Regions from separate parts of the Homo sapiens genome. Here region 1 is linked to region 2. The links are chromatin contacts, found by Hi-C or POLR2A ChIA-PET in ENCODE. All regions are on one chromosome and are shown on one strand. Each heading gives the region's core, a stretch centred on a gene start or an enhancer-like site at or near the end of the contact. The rest is flanking DNA. Distances are from core to core; before and after follow the strand shown. Region 1 overlaps LPP (LIM domain containing preferred translocation partner in lipoma). Region 2 overlaps LPP (LIM domain containing preferred translocation partner in lipoma).

Region 1 (5,284 bases), core at 554-3,053, 68 kb after region 2:
GCTCTGGTGTGTATAATTCTGGTCAGGCTCCTAATCTTTTTGAGGGATAGTTTCCTTATCCATAAAATGGACCTAAGAAAAGCAATCCTATGGGGACAATATAAAACTTGTTTAGCTGCAATCTTAACTCAGACTTGCTTCCTGAAATTCCTCAATCTAATATTAAATAGGGGTTTTTTGTTTAAATGTGGTAGCAAGATTATAGTTACAAAAAGAATAGAACAATGCATTAAAAAATAGAAGTATCTTAAATAATATGTTTAAATTTTTTAAAAATATGCTGAAATTATAAAGAAATTCTTAGAAAATCATGAGGAACTCTGGAAAATAGGTACGATGAATACAAGAACTTTTGCTCTTGTCTATACTTGTCCTTGCACTGATGTTCCTACTCTGAGTCTAGCACTATGTGCAGACTTCCCTTCTTATGGTATGTTGTGGTGAGCAGAATAATAGCCCTCAAAGTTGTCCACGTCTTAATCTCTGGAACATGTGAATATGTTAGGGTACATGCCACAGGGAAATTAATGATGCACATGGAACTAAGGTTGTTAATCAGCTAACCTAAGATAATGAAATTATCCTGGAGTATAAGGATGGGCCCAACGCTATTACAAGTGTGATAGCAAATGGAAGAAGAGGACAGAGGAGGTCTTTGAAGTGATGTGATGTGAGAAAAACTTAACGTGTCTTTGCTGGCTTTGAAGATGGAGGAAGGGGCCACAAGCCAAAGAATGAGGAGTAGCTTTGAGAAGCTGGAAAAGACAAAGAAGTGGATTCTCTGGAGAGACTCCAGAAAGGAATGCTGCCCTGCCAACACCTTGATTTTAGTGCATTGATATGCATAACTGATTTCTGATTTATAGAACAGTAAGATAAATATATTTCTGTTCTTCTAAACAACCAAGCTTGTGGTACTTTGTTGTAGTAACAACAGAAAACGAATACACACAATATCATGTTAAAATGATCTGTTTATATGTTTTTCTCCTTTCTAGGCAATGAATTCCTCAAGGGTAACAATGCTATCTTTGAAAAATCATTTTAGTCCATTTCCATATGAAAAGAATACGAAATGTCCTGTCAAACACCAGAGGTGGTATTTACTCAGTGTGTATGCACCATATGCCTGGCACTGCCCTGGGTATTTTGCTTTGAAAATTTTATTTCCTGTCTGTTTAACCCTACTAAATCTTAACTTTCTTATCTGTAATGTGAGTCTATGGACTAGATCAGGTTTGGCAAACTTTTCTGTAAATCTGGTAACTAAATATTTTAGGTTTTATAGGCCATATGGTATTTGTCACAACTATTCATTTCTGCCACTGGAATGCAAAAGCAGCCATAGACAATAAGTAAATGAATGACCTTGGCTATGTTCCAAAAGAACTTTATCTACAAAAACAGGAGGTGGTCTGGATTTGGCCATTTGGCTGTTGCTTGTTGACCTGTAGACTAGCGGACCTCTTTATTCTGTTCTAATTCCTGTCTAATATGATTATTCTGTCAGTTTATAACATTGTGCCGTGTCAGTTAAGCCAAGGAAGTGCCAGTAAGACCTGAAGAAGGAACTCAAGTGATTGGATGGGTCTGTTTATAAGAAGAAGCATAATATTGGAGACTCAAGTGCCAGGAAGGGGACTGTCACCATGTCCTTGGCAAATGGACCTGGGACAAATTCTCTTTAGGATGAGACATAAGGAGATCCTTGAATGCCAAAGCTGAGCTCGCTGAACTTGAAACTCAGTGAACTGGAACTACTGCTGGAGGAATAAAAGGGAGCAATAAATCCTTTGCACTCCAGAATGAAAGACCTTCTGAGGCAGCTGGCCAAATGAAGCAGGAGGAGGGAACAAGTTCCTCACTCAGCTAAATTATGTCTTTGGGCTGGCCGACCTGGTCTGCTAAAATAACAAGGTGGCTGAACTTCTGCTCAGAACACGTCACCAAATTTTGCAATTTGGGACTGTCTTCTATCCCATGACTTCCTAATCTGAGGAAGTGAAGAAAGCAGAGTGAATGAAACCCAAGGATTGACTTTTTTATGGAGGGCCTCCTTAGAGACAAAAGTTGATTTTTCAAGAGAACCCTTTATATTGTGAACTCTGTATTCTAATTCAAAAACCGTTAAGTTCTTGGATGAAGAACATCCAATAGATTTTGGAGGTCTTGTAAACTTTGCTATTGATCTGGGACTTAACCTTTGCAGATGTGGGACTGTGTGTTTATACATCAAAGTGGGTAAAGAAGAGCCCATCCAGAGCTAGGCAGACGGAATTGGGATATGTTTGTTTGTCTGATTGCCCGGTTGTGGTGGTTGTGGTGGTGGCGGTTGTTTTGACTTGGTTACATCATCGCATTTTTGAGGACAAAACTACCCTCTTTGATTGGTATGTTACAATAGCTTGTTTATGTCTTGCAAATTGTTCGAGAACAGTTTGTCCATTAAAGAAAAAAGTGACCTAGTAATACTCCCCTACCCAGGGGAATGTCGGGTTAATCAGTTGCACAAGGGCTTGATATGCCAAGTCAGTACTACCCCGAGGCTCCGTATGCAGTTCCTTTCCAAGATTTTTAAACATTCTGGGGAGAACACAATATTTGTTTATTTGGCTTCTAGGACTTTGTTTTGTTATCGTTTTAGTTACGGTCTTATGCTTTTCTCTCACTCCCTGTCTTTCTTTTACCCCTAACTCTTTGGAGCCCTGGTGTGCTAAGAGCCATGTTAACAGTAAAGCATCTATTCAATAAACACTTAACTATATTTTATATTTGAGCTTCTAAATGTTTGTGAAGAATGTGTTTCTGGGCAAGTCACATAAAGAATAATCTCACAGTAAAAATAACTTATATTTATGTAGGACATTATAGTTTTTATGGTATTTCTAAATTCAGTAAAAGGCGAAAGATTTATACCATCTGAAGAAAAACCAGGGTGTTGTATTTTTAAATTTAAATACTTTGGTCTACACAACCCTGGGTAGTATAAAAGGTAAGTGCTGTTGCTCTCATTTACAAACAAAAATATTGAGAATCAAAAGTTTCATGATTTCCCTAGGTTCACACACATCTAGTAAATGGTTCCAAGTGGACAAAAACTTACACATTTTAATGTCGCAGAGCTATTTTTTTATATATGTAAGTTACCTAACTGCAGCAGTGATTGCCGAGATCATCCCTATGGTGATGTTCAATTGAGTCTCCCTATTTCAATCTTTCAACCTCTCTTTTCTTCTCTCTCTCTCTCATACACACACACACACACACACACACACACACACACACACGCACACATAAACCACATACACACACATTTTGAAATTGGTAGTCACTCAGTTTCTCAATCTTCCTTTAAAGACTAATTTATTGGGCTAGAATTTATGGGTGTAGTTGTCAAAAATTCCTGCATATACCCACTCAGGAAATATTTTCCCAAATCTTCTCCATCTCAACTCTGTGAGGCATTGGAAGAGGTGCTTTTAGGATAGACTGATGACTCATATATGATGTCTGCCCTCAGGGAGCACACAGTTTAGTGAGGTAAATGTCTCATGAATATTCCACAAGATCCACCTTGATAATGCTCTAAAGTTACTATAGAGGGCTGAAGGTGGGAAGATGCTTTCGTCTGGTGGCAAAGGATAGTAGTGTAGGGTGACATGGGCCTCCAAGAATAGCTTGGGCTCAGATAGTGGAGAGGAAACTCTTAACGGAGACAGAGGTGTGAGCAAAGTCTTGGTGTCCAGGAAGCCAGAGGAAGCATTCTGGCAGATTACCGGGTATGTGGCTTAGCAAAAGTCATTATTCTGAAATATAAAATGTCCAGTGCTGCTGTCTGCAGTATTAGTCTCAAAGGATACATACTCACCAGTACATTCCAGAGTTTGTTGACAAACTTTGACAACAAAGCTTATCAAGTTTCTCTCCATTGCCTCATAAGAGGCCCATCCAGTTAGAGGATTCCTCCTTTTCAGAATGAGATCTTGTCAAATCTTGGGAGGCTCAGAACAGACGTTTACCAAGCTTCCAATAATACTCTCAAACCATAATTCTCTAAAACTTCAGCATAATTGCCATAAAATCAATTGACCATATATTAGAGAGTTTATTTCTGGGCTCTGTATTCTATTCCATTTGTCTCTATGTCTGTCCTTATGCTAGGACCACACTGTTTTGATCACTGTAGCTTTGTGATAAGCTGTGAAATCAGGAAGTGAGTGTCCTCCAACTTGGTCCTTTTTTCAAGATTGCTTTGGCTATTCAAAGAGAGCCATGATATTTTTAATCTAGCAACAGTTGTATCAAATACATTGGAAAAACCTGGGTCAGGAAGAATGTTGACTATCTGGGCTATTTGTTTAGTCTAGATATGAGGTAACTATGCATTAGGTATTTTGGTGGCAAAGGAGATGCAGAGCAGTAAATGAATTAGAAAAATTTGGTGTAATTTAATATAGCTTGTTTGTATTCAGAGTGGGTGGTTAAGATAAAAAGGAAAAGGGTTTTCCACCTTTGTGATAGGGAGAATTGTGATAAGGTAAATAGAAAAATAGAGCACACAAGAGGAGGTTAGCAGGTCTGTGGGTTATCCTATCTAAATTCAGATTTGAGCACTGAGCTAGAGGTTCATTTGATGATGCTCATTCAGCAATCAGAAATTCAGAGGTGAAATCAATGAGTACCACAATTATTCTGGGTCTTATTTTACTTATAAATGGTGTATTTATTTAGAATTGCTTTTTTAATGTAATGCATTTATGGTTACCATGGCACAAGAGCCAGATACTGGGAAGCAGTTGGGGACAGCAGCAAAAATCAAGATCTGGATAAAGGCAGCTTCATGAGGCTTCTGTGCCTTACCTCAGCTAAGAGTAAACAGAGTGCTAGATGGCTGTTGACATGTGTTTTATTTTGAAGTGACTATTATTACTAGGATCTGAAATCCTTAGCCTTGATCTCTTGGAGCCTAATGTTCCTGTTCTCCAGCTGAGAGAGACTAATTCACCATCTTGTGTTGTAAACACTCACTCATTTTAACTGATTACACCTCCAATGATTCTCAAATCACTAAAATTACTAATTGCTATTCCTTACACATCAAAGAGTGAATCCTGAATAATTAACCCCAAATAAAATTAGATGAATTGGCCCTTTTAATTAGAGTCCCTGCTGCTGTTTGTTCTGAGCTTCCTTTTCTTACTGTTAAGAGACTTTTAGAATGATTAAAACTGTTTAAGACTTAAACAGCCAGTGACCTTTTAATACAATATAAATCCATGAAAGC
Region 2 (6,175 bases), core at 527-3,026:
AATCTCTGAGATCAACCCAAGAATCCTTCCTTCAAGGGGGAGGATAGAAGAGTCAGGGAAACGGGTGACAGAAAAAGAGAAAAAGAGGACTGTGCTTCCTCACTGATGAGCAAAGAGGAGAATTACAGATGATATCAAAACAATGAGGAGAATCACGGGTGATATCGAATCTGCTTTACTTGGCGTTGGCTACTTGTAAAGTCAAGATCTTTCATAGACTCATAAAAGCTTGTGAGCAGAGTTGTCATTTGTACCATCTAATTCCATCACTACATTTTTCGAGAAGGACACAAGATTTCAGAGATAACGGAAGTTACACAGTGGGCTCATGGCGGAGCCAAGACTAGAAGCTGGGTCTGAATTCTGAAGATCAGGCATCTTTCCACTAAATACTGAGATGTGAACAATAATGGAGAGCCGTATAGCCCAGAGGGGAAACCACATTATACCACTTTAGTGGATGATTAGGAAAGCAGTTTTGAAATTCCAGGAAGGTACTGACTTTTGTATAAAGAGAATGTTTAAAAAAAAAAAACCTTCAAAGTTATAGGAGAGTGTTATTTAAATTGTAACAGCTTGTTTAAATGAAGAAAATGTTGCTAAGGGACATGAATGCTAAACGTTAGTCTGCCATCAGCTACTTCTGATGTTTAAGTCAAATAGTCCCTCAGTTCTGTGGTGTTAATCTACGTCCCTTTTCTAATATCATTCATTTATTCAGTGCACACTGACCAAGAGCTAGGCCTTGAGTTAGTTGCCAGGAAGATATAGGGACTAATACAATGTCATTTAAAGATTAATAGAAATGCTCTAAGTCAATTATTCTCAACCCTTGAATCAGAGTATATACATAAAGATCCCCATATGAGGTTAGTGTGCAGACTGTTTTGATAAACACTACTCTAAGTTTATTGCACTGGATGTTGGATAATATGATGTAACGGTTGTTTGTTTTTCAGTTTTGGTGATCTATATAAATCTTTTTAGAAGAGTAGCATATTGATTTGGACGAAAAAAAGGAAAATATGACCAAACACTACTTCTTTCTGTTTTTGTGGGTGACAGTGACTTGACATTCACATGGTATCCTGAGAGAGGCTTAGTAGCTTTGTTAGTATTAATTGTCAGTTTGCCTATGGCACTAAGTTTTCCCACCTACGTGGGGCGGGTCCTGGTCATCACATAGCCTTTTGTAGTTATTTGCTTTCTGTTGTGCCTTGATTTTTTTTTTCTGTTGACTATTGGCTTCATCACTTTGTGGTCCTGTGGCTTATTATGATTAGATTTGAGGGTACAGAATAGAGAAAACATTATGGCAAGTAGAATTCAAGAGCTGGAATGGAAATAATAAGAGCAAAAACTACTGTTAAGTGCTGATTTCCTTTGAATTGTGGTGTTTTCCTTTCTTCTCCAAATAGGGAGGTAGTACAGAGTGAAGACCGGAGATTTGGAGTTAAAGATCTGTGTCCCAGCTTCAGCTTTGCTATTTGTTAGCTGTATATCCTTGAGCAAGTTATTCAACCTCTTACAGTCTTACTTTCTTGATTTGCTAGATGTGGGTAATGATAGTGCTACCTCATATGGCAGTCAGGATGACTGTGTGGCCATTGAAAATTTGCTAGACATATAATAAACCTTCAATAAACACTTGTTTATTGTCAGTCTCTAGTCTTCTTAGGACCGCTGGGGGAACAGACAGAAGAGCAGCAGAGGAGTTGATAAGTGAAACCTCTTAGGTTCTTCTTAATTGCTTGCATGTGACAATTTCTGAAAGAGCAATGCTGAGGAAGCAGCAGCTCCCCAGCTCCCTTCAGCAGTAGGCATCTTGCTTAGAGGAGGGCCACTGCTCTTGCTTTCCTGTCTGCTGATGGTGGTTGTGTATTCTCAGAGCCTCTCTGGAAATCTTCCCTTTCACTTCTTGCTTTCATGATGATTATGAACTTCGAGTGAAACCTAGCTAGAATGAGGGGAAGTAAGAGCAGTGTAAATCTTGGTCCAGCAACACCAGTTCTCACCACTGCTTATTTTTGTGTTTACATGGGTCTCTCTTAGAAGCCAAGAGCCCCAATGATATGTGCTAGTTCATCTGTTCATTAAACTTGTGAAGTTTCATCAAACCCATTTATCAAAATGAAGGGCTGTAATGAAGATTTTAGAGAAAGAAAGCACTCTAAAATATTAGAGCTGATTGGGACTTTACAGGTATTCATTTTGCAAATGAGTGTCATCTCTTGTTAAAGGTCACACTTGTATAGCTGAGACTAGAACTGGGGCCACAGGGACTCTATGTCTATACTATTGGATTTATCACTTTCCTTGGATCCATCCTACATGATTCAATTTTTAATACCTGGAGTTTTCACTCTTGTTATCTTCCTATTCAAGGATAAAAGCTCTAGCTTCTTATCTTTATATAAAACCTTTAAAAGGCAGAACTCATGTTATCTTTTAAAACTTTCCCCTAACTGTTCTCCCTGAATCCCTCATTTTGGTGCCGCTGGTCTGATCCCTGTCCTACAGAAATGCCTTGCTTCATACCCAAGCTCACAGTATTATTTCTAATCTTTGCCCTGGTTACTCCAGTTTTCTTTTATTTACTCAGCATTCAAAGTCCTGGTTAAGGGCTACCTCTGCCAAGCTTATGCTAGCTTTTCTGACATCCCCCAAGATTTTTCATGTGCTTTCTGTGTTGCTCTCTTTCTCTTTTCACATTTATAAATATTTCTTCCTCAAATAGTCTTTGAGCTCTTTGAGTAAAGAATAAGAATCTGATTCATCTATAGCTCCAGTGCCAGGCAAATAAATTCATTCATTCATTAAATTAACAGACATTTTTATTGAGTACCTATCATGTGGTAGCCCCTGGAATTATAAAATGATAAATATTTCCACTCTCAAGGATTTGCGAGTTTAGTTTGGGGAACAGGAAAGCAGATGGGCAGAGCACCATGTGACGAATATGTGACAACAGTATGTAGATGCTGTGGGATTGTACTATAAGGATGTATAACTTGAACTGTAGAATATAGTGCAAGATTTGCCTTCAAGGACTAGTAGAAAGTAATGCTTATGATCTAAATTGATGCATAGTATGTTGGAAGTCATTTTTAGACAAGAAGTAGCTTGTTTCAGAGGGAGCAGAGATCAAACCTAGGAAAAAAATGTGAATTTCTATCAGAAAAGTACTGCAAAATGACCTCAGAATAAATAGAAAACTACTACTATTATCATAGAAGTTACTGGCAATATGATTAATGTCTGTTAAAAGAAGATGTATTTAGATGACTTTATGCTGAATTTGGATAACCTTTAAAAAACCAGATAATTCCAGTGTAGTTATTAAATATCCTAGACAGTAGAGGAGGTTGGAGAAAACTCCCCTATCAAAACCTAATCATGATAAGTAAAACAAGCAGAAAAAAATGCTATAAAATGATCTTTATTATGATTATATGTACACAAATTATAGATAAAATAGCCTAGTTAATTCATTAATATATCAAAACACAAGTGTAACAAAGGATTTATTCTAGGCATGCAAAGATGGTTCAATATGTAGACTTTATCAACATATTTCATTACATCATCAAATTAAGGGAGGGAAAAAGAGTTGAATGTATCAGTGGTTGCTAAAGAGGGCACTGCAGCTGTAACTAGATAGGATTTTATTCCACAAATGCCAAGATAGTTCAATATCTGGAAATCTATCAGCATGCTTCATTACATCACCAAATTAAGGGAAGATAAAAGAGATGATTGTATCAGTGAATGCTATAGCAATTCTAGAAAGATATGAGTAACTAAGAAAGAGTAACGTTCATTCATTCTCCCATTTCTATGTAACATACTTGTTTAAGGGGCTTCCTGCCTAGGCATTGTGCCGGTATAGTGAGACTAGTTGGAGTTTCCAACTTGTTGGGACATGTAGGCAGGTAAATAAATGGCTTTCTTGTGGATTGTTATAAGTATGCCGAAAGTACTAAAGAGCCTAGAAAAAGGAATTAGGCTACTCTTCCTTGGAGAAGTTAGGGAAATGTTCACAGAGTTAGAGACATTTGAGCTGAGACAATATAAAAATATAGGGCTTGGTAGAACGTGAAGAGAGGGAAACGGCATTGTTGATGGTGAACACAGCATGAGCAAGGGTTCAGAATCATGAAAACTTATTATAAATCCTGGGAATGGGGTCACTGGGTCACTGCTGACATGCAGAAGAATGGTAAGAGAAGATACTGAGGAGGACATCTGCAAACAAATGATTGGTCAGAAGATGGGCCTCTCAGGAGGAGCAGCTGGAGGTGCTTCTTCATGGAGGGCAGCATGCGGGTAATTTATGATGCTGGGGATAACTGAAATGACTGTGGAGCCAATGATTTGCATATTGATACTTACATTTTATTTATACTCTCCCAGAAATTGCCTGTTTCTTTATATCTGTGCTATATCCGAAAAGCCAAGATGATACAGTCAGTCAGTAACTTGGGATTACTATGAAAAATGTGAATCTTTGCTTAAGAAAATACTGCATCCTATATTAACCAATTTTTCAACCTTTTATTATAAAATGACTTTAGATTTATAGAGACCTTCCAAGGATAGTATTAAGCCATTTTAAAAATTATAATTAACATTTATACTACCAATGTGCATAATGCATTAAAAGTTTTAAACCTTTACTTGATCCCTTTTATTTCACACTTATATTCACTTTAGTCATACTGAAAGCAAACCAGTCACTTTTATCCCAATTTAGTAGAAGACCAAGCCTCAATTAAAAGCAAAAGCAAAACCAAAATTGGCATTTCTCAGCCATGTGAGATGGGTTTGGTTTTGGTATTTAGAAAAAAAAAATCATCTGAAGTTATTCCAAATGAACAGCTAAATTTAAAAACCACGAGTAAAACAGACATTCATTGGTAGTTTTTCTATATTGGTTTTGTGCTAGGCCTTAATGGTAGTTTATAAATGTGTAAAATATGGTCCCTACCCTTTTAAGGAACTCAAGTTTAGCAAGTATGTATGTGTCTTTGTGTGTGTGTATATATATACATGTATGTATGTGTGTGTATATATGAATATGTAAAAGGTACGGGGGAAAGAAAAAGAAAAGAAAGGCCCTGTAACCAGAGTGAAAAGCCAGTACCATCACTGGCTTCAATAGCATGTGTCCTGATTACCAGTTTAGAGTCTTTGTCATTGATTCATGTTATCCTCGTCTTTTAAGAAAACTATACATCAAGCTGTTCTTCCAAGCAAGATGGTCATAAAATTGCCATTGACTTTCTACAAGAATAGAGGCTTCTTTTTTTCTCACTTTGCATAGCACTCTATACTATAAAAAGTACTTTAATATCATCTCATTGGTTGCCATAAAAATTCTGAGAGTTAAGGAAGACAGAGGTTTATATGTTTGTTTGTTTTTTGAGAGAAGGTCTCCCTCTGTTGCCCAAGCTGGAGTACAGTGGTGCAATCACAGCTTACCGCAGCCTCAATCTCCCAGGCTCAAGTGATCCTCCAACCTCAGCCTCTTGAGTAGCTGGAACAACAGGTGTGCGCCATTATATCCTGCTAATTTTTTAATTTTTTGTAGAGACCGAGTCTCATTCTATTGCCCAGGCTGGTCTCAAACTCCTGGCCTCAAGTGATCCTTCTGCCTTGGCCTCCAAAGTGCTCGGATTAGAGGCGTGAGCCATTGTGCTTGGCTGAGTCCTCTGAGACAGTGAAACTATCTGAGGCTCTAGAGGCGATGCCGTTCAAAGTCATGCCACTTGTTGGTGGTGTGGACTGATGTGAATATCCAGGCAACACTGTTTCCCAGCTCTCCCCTCCACCCTGTCTCTCTATTACTATGCCATGTACTGAGGCCTTTGATTTCTGTGTTCTGATGCTCTTTGTCTTTACAGACATCTGGAGGTAATTGTGTAGCCCTCTTAATTAATTCAGTTCAATTAATAAATTAGTAGGTGGCTTTTGGGCTGGGGGCGCTTACAGGGTGCCTTCCGGGCGTCCCTGTGCTGGAGAGCTCTTGCAATCAGGCTTGGAGAGCCCTCCTCGGCAGCAGCCTCTGAGTCTCATCCCCAGCAGGCAGGCTGACTGGAGAGGTGATTGGCTTACCCTGACAGAGGAGACATTTCCTCTCTTCAAATATTATATGCAATCTGATCAGAGCAGCATC

Evidence for each region. A loop is a pair of places that touch in the nucleus more often than their neighbours do. ChIA-PET counts read pairs that join two places held with the same protein, here RNA polymerase II (POLR2A).
Region 1: a map of psoas muscle shows a loop between it and region 2 (2.2-fold over the local background). The contact joins two enhancer-like sites. A Hi-C loop is called at or near these places in 1 of 168 maps with a recorded cell type or tissue (psoas muscle). POLR2A ChIA-PET finds 5 or more read pairs at or near these places in 5 of 52 experiments (B cell, OCI-LY7, Panc1 and 2 more).

The regions. Positions count from the first base shown.
Region 1 is chr3:188,467,033-188,472,316 of GRCh38, forward strand. The region is part of intron 4 of LPP (LIM domain containing preferred translocation partner in lipoma); the gene reads left to right. Among named protein-coding and RNA genes, the nearest start is that of LPP-AS1, 99 kb to the right of the region's middle. Within about 2 kb of position 1,804, at least 11 of the 41 ENCODE cell types and tissues checked have a DNase peak (open chromatin) inside an H3K27ac peak, as active enhancers do.
Region 2 is chr3:188,398,840-188,405,014 of GRCh38, forward strand. All of the region lies in intron 3 of LPP (LIM domain containing preferred translocation partner in lipoma), which reads left to right. Among named protein-coding and RNA genes, the nearest start is that of LPP-AS1, 170 kb to the right of the region's middle. Within about 2 kb of position 1,777, at least 7 of the 41 ENCODE cell types and tissues checked have a DNase peak (open chromatin) inside an H3K27ac peak, as active enhancers do.